3 separate regions of the Homo sapiens genome follow, and regions 1 and 2 are each linked to region 3. The links are chromatin contacts, found by Hi-C in ENCODE. All regions are on one chromosome and are shown on one strand. Each heading gives the region's core, a stretch centred on a gene start or an enhancer-like site at or near the end of the contact. The rest is flanking DNA. Distances are from core to core; before and after follow the strand shown. Region 1 overlaps ATG16L1 (autophagy related 16 like 1). Region 2 overlaps INPP5D (inositol polyphosphate-5-phosphatase D). Region 3 holds the start of ARL4C (ARF like GTPase 4C).

Region 1 (2,965 bases), core at 211-2,710, 1.2 Mb after region 3:
AAGCCCAAACTCATAACATCAGTAAGGCTCCCCTTTTAAAGGGTTTCAGAGTAAAGCCTAGAAGAGAGATAGGCCACATTATTAGAGAAAGCAGTGAACTGGCAAAGGAGGAGGCCTGCCTTCTGGGACCAAGGGTATCTTAGGATAGACACATGCCTCAGGCTCACTGAGGGTTAGTCATGGTTGTGACTTAAGTTTTCTGCAGCAAATAGTCTTACACGGGTTGAGCATCCATTACTCGAAATGTTTGGGACTACCAGTGTTTCAGATTTCGAATTTTCTCAGATTTTGAAGTTTTGCATAAACATGATATAAATCTTGAGGACAGGATCCAGGTCTAAATATGAAATTCAGTTGAAATTAATGGTAAATCGGAAATCTGAAGTGCTCCAATGAGTACTTCCTTTGAGTGTCATGTTGGCACTCAAGAAGTTTCAGATTCTGGAGCATTGTGGAGTTTGGGATATGGGATGCTCAACCTGCATTAACACACCCACAGCCTGATTACTAACAGTGAAGATTTACTTAGGACTTCCCCTTACCTGACATTGTTAATTACTTTACAGACTTTAACTCATTTAAGCCTTATAACAACCTTTTGAGGTAAATATCATTATTGCCATTTATAAATGAGGAAACTGAGGTATAGTGAGATTCTTGAAATGTCAAAGTTTACATAACATTAGTAACTTTAATTTACTAAAGCTTGACATAGAAGTCTTGGCTGTGACAAATTTTTAACATGGTCAAAGTCTCATCCACTAACTCCCCTTCTCAGAATCATTTTTGTCTCTCATTCAAGTCCTAAATTCAGAAACTCCCTAACTCCTAACCCTGACCTTACTCTCTCTTCTTTGATAAATTTCACTTCTAACTATGGCTATGCCTGCTAGGTGGAGGACCCCTAATGTAGAACTCTAGCAATGCTACTGAGCTGCAATCAAGAATTCTGCTGAAATTTCTCGTAAGTTTTTACCACGGTGGTAATTCTCAAAATGAAGGAAAGTCCTCTAGGCAGTATAGCAGAATCTTGGGAAGGGATGTGGGTATAGCTTAAAAAGTGCATTACACTCTTGATTTTATACCTGGAAGATGAAAAATAAGTTTTACAGGGCAAATTACCAAAAATACAATTTATCCAAATTGTCTTAGCTGGTAGAGACAACTGTGAACTAACTCTCTTTGAGGAAAAACCAGAATCTCGGTATAAGGTGTGTGAGTACCACTACTCTATGATTAAAGCACTTGTTGACTGTCTGAAATCTACTTTCTATAACTTCAGGTCCCAGTTCTGCAAGGTGGAGATAAAAACTTGACTTAGGGTCACAGGGAGAGGAAAACACCACCTGTTATCAGGGATTCATCACTATAGCTGAAAGGAAAGGTCTTTAATAGCTCAAACAGAGTCTCTCTCTGTCACCCAGGCTGGAGGGCAGTGACATCATCTCGGCTCACTGCAATCTCCGCTTCCTGTGTTCAAGCGATTCTCCTGTCTCAGCCTCCTGAGTAGCCGGGATTACAGCCACCTGCCACTACATCCAGCTAATTTTTGTGTTTTTAGTAGTAGAGACAGGGTTTTGCCATGTTGGCCAGGCTGATCTTGAACTCCTGACCTCAGGTGATCCACCTGCCTTGGCCTCCCAAAGTGCTGGGATTACAGGCAGCAGCCACCGTGCCCAGCCCTGAGTGCATCTTATGAAGCAGCCACTGTGCCTGACCACAGGGACACGTGGCAGCATAAGGGAAGGAGGCAGAGTGTGAAGAGCTATCTCAAAACAGTGTGCTACATATGGCCCAGGTAAACCACAGCTGCCTGAAGCAGGAAGATGAGGGACATCTAAGCTGGGGAGGCAGGAAGTGGGTAATGACGCAGGAAGGCTTCTAGGAGGAGAGGCTACCTAAGCAAAGTAATGAAGACTCCTCAGGTCCCACATCTGCAATCACATGATACCTCCAAGTGCACAGCCCTAGGAAGATGCTTCAAAGGGTGGGCTAGGGAATGAGGACAGCATTTTCACTAGGAAATGTGCATTACCCCCCGTCCACTGCACTGCTCAGGGGCTCTTCCTTGGCATCACCACACATCTCCCCAACTTCTCCCTCCAGCAGCCTCTCAGCTGACGTGAACATGCAACCTAGCAGCATCCAGCTCACCTGGGGCCCCCAACACCCTCACACTGCTGTCAAGCTCCATGGCATAAGCCAAACAATTCTGCTTAAAGTAAATGTGAGACAGAAACAATACAAAAAGGACAGCTTATTTTTTCTTAATAGAAACCGGAAAATTAGAAAATACAGGTAAGTATAAAATGAGAAATCAAAAACCATAATCTCACCACCCCCAAAAATAAACACCAGTAACAGTACATATAATTCCTTCCAGTCATTTTTTTAAAAAAGTATACAAAATTGGGATCATCTGTATGAAAACATTTTGTGTCCTATTTTCGGTTATATTAATTTTAGGCATTTTCCACAGCACTAAGTATTCTTTTCGTTTTGCTTTTGAGGCAGAGTCTTGCTCTGCTGCCCAGGCTAGAGCCTAGTGGCATGATATTGGCTCACTGCAACTTCCACCTCCCGGGTTCAAGCGATTCTCCTGCCTCAGCCTCCTGAGTAGCTGGGATTACAGGCATCCGCTACCACACCCGGCTAATTTTCGTATTTTTATTAGAGACGGGGTTTCACCATGTTGGCCAGGCTGGTCTCGAATTCCTAACCTCAAGTGATTCACCTTCCTTGGCCTCCCAAAGTGCTAGGATTACAGTGTGCGCCACCACACCAGGCCAATCTTACACCTTCTAACAGTATTTTTATATCCATTTACAGTATTTTTGTATCCATTAAGTAATCTCTCTTTAACCTCCTTCCCCACTACTCTTCCCATGCTCTAGTAACCACAGTTATACTCTGTATCTCTAGGAGAACATTTTTCTTTTAGCCCCACATGTAGAAGCACGCAGTA
Region 2 (3,158 bases), core at 374-2,873, 1.4 Mb after region 3:
AGAAAGAAAGAAAGAAAGAAAGAAAGAAAGAAAGAAAGAGGCTATCTTATCCCTATGTCTGTTTTTAAGACAAACAGACCTTTACTAGAAGCCCACAAAGCCCTTCTCTTCACATCTCATTGGTTACACTTGCATCCCATTCCCCAGTCTAAACTTATCGGCTACATGGTGCATGTTGATGTTAGTTCTAGACCGCTTTGGGTAACAAAGACAGGAAACAGGCCCATGATCTGGGGCAAGGTGAACCAGAAGGCTCTGGAACATGGAGAAACAAGGACAAAATGGCTAGTGGGGATGGGGAGAAAATAAAGACAGTCATTTGGAGGTAGAGATGACAAATGGCATGGATACTCTTTCCAGAATTCTCTGACAGACTGGGGAAGGGATTAGGGATCTTGCAGCCACACAAGAGGGAGGGGCTGCTCAGTCACAAAGGCATGTGTACCCCAGGGGGCTAGAAAACGGGGGGAGGCTTGGCTTTCTCAGGGGATTAGAAGAAAGATGCCAGAAGAGCTGGAATAAAAACTTACTCAAAGACCTAACAGAAGAAAGGTCTTTTGTGTCAAAGAACAGAGTTTGCAAAGTGAACAAGCCGAACACATTGCAGGTACTATCAATGAAAGGAAAATGACAACACTGGAAAAGAATTCCCACCGGCTTCAAAGTAGAAAAAAAGAAAAAAATGGGTCGCCTCTATAGGAACCAGCACAAGTTTGGCCTTGGATTTTGTACTCGGAACTATTCATAACGCTACATTCTTTTTTTTTTTTTTCTTTGAGACAGTCTTGCTCTGTCACCCAGCTGGAGTGCAGTGGTGAGACCTCAGCTCGCTGCAGCCTCTGCCTCTCAGGTTCAAGCGATCCTCCCACCTCAGCCTCCGGAGTAGCTGTGACTACGGGCATGCACCACCACACCCGACTAAGTTTTGCATTTTTAGTAGAGACGGGGTTTCACCATGTTGCCCAGGCTAGTCCCAAACTCCTGACCTCAGGTGATCCACCTGCCTCAGCCTCCCAAAGTGCTGGGATTACAGGAGTGAGCCACTGCACCCAGCCTGTAACACTACATTCTTGAAGGTAGTGCTGTACCTTTTACAGGATTTTGAGCGAACAGTTGGTTCCAAGAATTTTATATCTATCAAATTACTCTTGAATGTGTAGACAACTAAAGATGTTTTGAGATATTCAGAGGCTTGGAAAATAGATCTGTCCATATTCTGCAGTAGACAGAAAAACCAATTCAAAATGCAGGCTTCTAGAAGGTGAGTGTCAGAGCATAAAGGAACCCCTCCACCAGCACGGACCCCCTTGGGGCCCATTGTCCTTGGCATGGCTGTGGAGCCCACACAGGGCAGCCCTGGCCGTGCTAGGCTTCTATGCCCTGAACCTTTTCTGTGCCCCTTGTTGTGCAACTTCAGGAAGTGTGTTAGAGCCACATCCTTTGCCCGGCGGCTCAGACGGAATCTTTACTTCACTCAGTGACCACTCAGAACAATAACAGCTGCCACTCGCTTCCTGAGCTTAATAACAATGGCTCAACCGTTCACCTCCCGGATGCTTGTGACGGAACAGCTTTTAGAAAGTTGTTTTGTTTTCCCTCTCCAAAAGCCATGTCGCCCGGAGATACGTGACAGCCACCGTCAGGGACCAGGGACTTGAGTCACAAGTGTCTCTTCTTTAGAACTCACCGGAATGGCTCAGACCACTGGATTTTTTCTTCCAAATCGGGAAAGAATAATGAAAGGGTCTATGAGATAGATATTTTCTAACTCTTCATCTAAACTTGCATGAAAACCTGGGAGTGTGGCTGGGCATGGTGGCTCACGCCTGTAATCCCAACACTTTGGGAGGCTGAGGCGGGTGGATCACTTGAGCCCAGGCGTTTGAGACCAGCCTGGGCAACATAGTGAAACCCTATCTCTACAGAAAAATACAAAATTTAGCTGGGCATAGTGGTGCACACCTGTAATCTCAGCTACTCAGGAGACTGAGGTGGGAGAATTGCTTGAGCCTGGGAGCAGAGGTTGCAGTGAGCCGAGGTCGCGCCACTGCACTCCAGCCTGGTCTACAGAACAAGACCCTGTCTCAAAAACAAAACAAAACAAAACAGAAAAACACCTGGGGGTGCTCCCATCTTGACTGAAACAATCAATATCCTAGATACAATCTCAACCTCAAGAAAAGACAGGAAGTTCACAGAGAACATTGATGTGATAGGGGATTATGGGTAGTTCTAATTTTCTGCTTTATTCCTCTCGGTGGGAAGGATGTTAGAAAGGACGCAAGGGCCAAAAGGTTGTAGGGTGGAGCCGAAGGGCCTCTTTTGCTTCAACTGTGGCCCTAGGTTTGAGACAGCCATTTATGCGACACGTCTGAGGCCACTCCAGGCCTCCCTGGCCACCCTGGAGCTGGCCCATGAGGGCGGCTTGCAGGACCTCAGACTCTTCCTTACTTTCCCAAAGAGGGGCCATTTCAAAGGCAGCAGCAGCCTCCCAGCTCAGTCTGCAGCGAGCAGCTCAAGATAGGCACCGCTTCTCTTAGGGGAGAGTCACTTCCCTTTCCAAGTCAAGAAAGGAGTTTTGGCTTTACAAGAAACCCACTCTCTTGGTGTGGGACAGTCAGGCCTGCGGGGCTGAGCCGTTCTGCCTTCGTCTGGCCTCACACAGGGCTCAGAGCACTGCCCCAACCCTCCCCCAACCAGGAAAAGCAGTGCAAGCTGAGTCCAGAAGGTTCTCAGGGTTTGAGTGGCACAGCAGCTGTTGAACAACTGCTTAACAGTTCCAGAGCGTACTCAGGTCCCTGAAGACATGAAGCCCATAGCCCAAAGAGCAGAGCTGAGGGAGATGGAGTTCCAAAATTTACCCCTCCTTCCCCACCACTCCCAGCACTGCCTAGAATGCTCTAAAGCACCTCCAGCTCCCTGCTGTCTCCACCCTCCTCCCCAGCAGCTTCCTTGTGCTGGGAGGTATGTGTGTGATCTCTACTTTCCAGCAGTTTCTTGGCAGTCCTTGCCCAAGGCCACATCGCTGACCAAATTGGACTTGAACCCAGATCCCAGCCGGGAATGGAGTCTGCTTTCATTCTAGGGGCACCTCACTGATTTACCACAAGGGACAGATGCCACCTGGGATCAAATATTATCTATAACCATGTGAAGGG
Region 3 (3,207 bases), core at 652-3,151:
AAGAATCAACACAGGGGAACACGGAGGAGGACTGGAGAGACACCTGCTCGAAAGACTCCTTTTGAGCTCCTGGGTCTAGCCATGCCTGAAGAGGACCTTTATCCTTAACTTTTCAGTGATGTCAGTGAATACATTTCCATTTTTATTTAAAATGAAGTAAGTGGCACAGTGCAGCCAATATTTTCTGTTGAACTCTATCCTTCGGGTGGCTCACTTTATTCCTCATTGAAGGAAATAGCGTGTGGGTAGAGTGGGATGTGAGGAAGAGGGCAGGCAGGTGCCCAGTTTTGTGCATACAGACCCTTGGTCCTGGAGCAGGCAGTGGGCCTCTAGGTTCTGCCTTAGCCGTCACGGGCGCCTAGGCCTTGTTACCTCACTGGACAACGTTGGGTGGAATGATAGGCAGGGTCCTTTCCAGCCTGATACTTCGTTTCCAGCCCCAAATCCACTCAGTAGAGTGGATGGTCGCTCCGGCTGCCACCTTGGGAATTCCAAGGATAGGGGTGGTGGTGGCTTGTCCTTCCTTCTACAGGTGAGGTCTTCTCACATGCTTTGGTACCAACGATATCATATGTCTTTTCGTGGTTTGTGAACAGAAGGTGATAAAGTATTTCTCTAAAATTCTAGCTTTTATTCATAAATTCTTAGCATTTTCATTTTCTTCTCCCTTGACCCCGTTTCCGTCGTTTCTGTCTCATAAGCTAGAGCTGGGAAGATGCGGTCGCCCATGCTGCGGCCTGCTGTCTCCTGCGGAGCAGCTCTCCCCAGATCTGTGTGTTTGCCATAATATACTCTCACTTTTCTCCGCACCCAGAGAGGATATACATTTGTTACATGTTTACAAACCAGAATAAAACCATTGAACTGAGGTGACAGGAGGTGGAACCCGTGGAATATCAGTGTTTGTAACCCACTGCGCCACCAGCTCCAAGCTGTAGACACATTTTCTTTCAGCCCCCGGGGCTGGTGTTGCCATTTCTGCGGAGTAGTTCACCTGCGGGCAGGTGGTTCTCAGTTCCCAAAGTCGGGTGGCAAGGGGTGCTCTCCCGAAATGCTGACGCTTCCCCTGGGATGTCAGCAGAGTCGATGCGGACGAAATGAGGTAGCCCAGGCGTGTCTGGGAGGGTGAGCTGTCCGAGCTACTTGGGGCAGGTAGGTCTTCTAATCCCCCATCGCGGCCTAGGTCCGACCCTGCCCCAACCGCCGCCACCGGGCAAGAAAGGCTGGGCCTCCAGGGTGCCCTGGGCACAGGCCTGGGCTCCGGAGGGCGGCGCTGGCCGGGTGCAGCCCCCTGGAACCCAGGCAGGAGGCGAGCCTGGGCGTCACTGGGGGCCGGGGCCGGCGACAGCCGCGGCGCGAGGGTGGGAGGGGACGCGCCCGGCTGGATCCAGAGCGCAGGCTGGCAGCTCACCGAGGCCAGCCCCGTCCCGTCCCTTCTGGGGTTTGGAGGCCCCAGCCTCGCCGCCCTCACTCCCCAGAGCGGCGCTCTCCCAGTCACCCTGGGGGCCGCCCTGCCCCGCCTCGCGCCCACAGAGCTGGGACCCCGGGACCCACTCCCTCAGGCAGGCTGCGTCGCCCACGGCTGCGGCCCGGAGGGGCAGGGGGCGGGCTAGGACCCGGGCGGGGATTCCGGGAGCCGAGAGCTATTTTTGCAAACGCGTCAGCCGCTGGGGAGGAAGAGCCGGCTCCGCGCCCATTGTGTCTGCGCGGCGCGGCGCGGGAGGGGCCGGGGGGCGGCGGGGGGCGGCGGGGACGCAGCGAAGCGCGCGAAAACGGCCGGCTGGGCGGGGAGGACCGCGCCTGACCCCCGGCGGCGGGCGGGGCGGGGCCCGGGGCGGGTCCGGGGGCGGGTCCGGGGCGGGGCGCGAGGGGGCGGGTCCGGGAGCTCTCCGGCCGCTGCAGGCTGGCGGCTGCTGCGGCGGCGCGGGGACTGTGAGGCTGCCGAGCGGACAGCGACTCCCGGGGAAGCCCGCGCTCCGGGAGCGGGAGCGGGAGCAGGAGCAGGAGCAGCGCCGTCCCAGGCCAGAGGCGAGCGCCGGGCGCCGGGAGAGCGGAGAGCCCGGGCAGCTGCCGGAGCGCGGGGGCGCGGCCCGAGGAAACCACAGAGCGAGCCCAGGCCTGGGGAGGGCGCCGAACATCTGAGGCGGCTTCGCGGGAGACAAAGCCGCGCGTAGAGACGCGATGCCCGCCGATCGCGAGCCCGGCCGGCGAGGGCGCGGGGACTGCGGCGTCTGAGCGCGCCAAGCCGTGCGCCCGCGGGGACGCCGAGCCCCGGGGCCGGTGCGGGCGGCGGCGGGCGGGGCCCAGGTGCGCCCGGCCGCGTCGGGCCCGTGACTGCTCGGGGGGCGGCGCCCTCCCGCCGCAGCCGCAGTGGCTGGCGCCGCAGCCAGGAGCCATGGGCAACATCTCCTCTAACATCTCGGCCTTCCAGTCCCTGCATATCGTCATGTTGGGCTTGGACTCGGCCGGCAAGACCACGGTGCTCTACCGGCTCAAGTTCAACGAGTTCGTGAACACGGTGCCCACCATCGGCTTCAACACCGAGAAGATCAAGCTGAGCAACGGCACGGCCAAGGGCATCAGCTGCCACTTCTGGGACGTGGGCGGCCAGGAGAAGCTGCGGCCGCTGTGGAAGTCCTACAGCCGCTGCACGGACGGCATCATCTACGTGGTGGACTCGGTGGACGTGGACCGGCTGGAGGAGGCCAAGACGGAGCTGCACAAGGTGACCAAGTTCGCCGAGAACCAGGGCACGCCGCTGCTGGTCATCGCCAACAAGCAGGACCTGCCCAAGTCGCTGCCGGTGGCAGAGATTGAGAAGCAGCTGGCGCTGCACGAGCTTATCCCGGCCACCACCTATCACGTCCAGCCGGCGTGCGCCATCATCGGCGAGGGCCTCACCGAGGGCATGGACAAGCTCTATGAGATGATCCTGAAACGCAGGAAGTCCCTCAAGCAGAAGAAGAAGCGGTAATGCGCCCGGAGCGACCGGGGAGCGAGCGAGTGCGTCAAGAAAGAATGAATGGATGGATGGATGGTTGGATGGATGGATGGATGGATGAGCGAGAACCCGCGCCCGCGAACAAAGAGCGAACCAAAGCGATGCTTCGAATTTTTAAAACGGAATCTCTGCACCCAAATGCAGGACTGGTGACTTAAGGAGCTGCGAAGTCTGATTTACCGGCCTACTCTCGACCTGCCCCCCAC

What was found. A loop is a pair of places that touch in the nucleus more often than their neighbours do. Pooled maps may share reads with other maps.
Region 1: a loop to region 3 is called in a pooled map, with 5 times the contacts of the local background. The contact joins the enhancer-like site here to the promoter of ARL4C in region 3. A Hi-C loop is called at or near these places in 5 of 50 pooled maps.
Region 2: a loop to region 3 is called in a map with no recorded cell type, with 16 times the contacts of the local background. The contact joins the enhancer-like site here to the promoter of ARL4C in region 3. A Hi-C loop is called at or near these places in 3 of 37 single-sample maps with no recorded cell type and 5 of 50 pooled maps.

What each region holds. Positions count from the first base shown.
Region 1 is chr2:233,266,891-233,269,855 of GRCh38, reverse strand. The region is part of intron 5 of ATG16L1 (autophagy related 16 like 1); the gene reads right to left. Among named protein-coding and RNA genes, the nearest start is that of ATG16L1, 17 kb to the right of the region's middle. Within about 2 kb of position 1,460, at least 9 of the 41 ENCODE cell types and tissues checked have a DNase peak (open chromatin) inside an H3K27ac peak, as active enhancers do.
Region 2 is chr2:233,083,001-233,086,158 of GRCh38, reverse strand. The region is part of intron 2 of INPP5D (inositol polyphosphate-5-phosphatase D); the gene reads right to left. Among named protein-coding and RNA genes, the nearest start is that of INPP5D, 24 kb to the right of the region's middle. RefSeq lists an enhancer at 1,286-1,335 and a silencer at 1,326-1,620. Within about 2 kb of position 1,623, at least 22 of the 41 ENCODE cell types and tissues checked have a DNase peak (open chromatin) inside an H3K27ac peak, as active enhancers do.
Region 3 is chr2:234,495,775-234,498,981 of GRCh38, reverse strand. It overlaps ARL4C (ARF like GTPase 4C), which reads left to right and starts at 1,901. Exons shown (of 2, transcript NM_001282431.2): 1 at 1,901-2,970; 2 at 3,146-3,207. The coding sequence starts at 2,396. The coding sequence ends at 3,176. RefSeq lists an enhancer at 866-1,639 and silencers at 1,824-2,113, 2,224-2,323.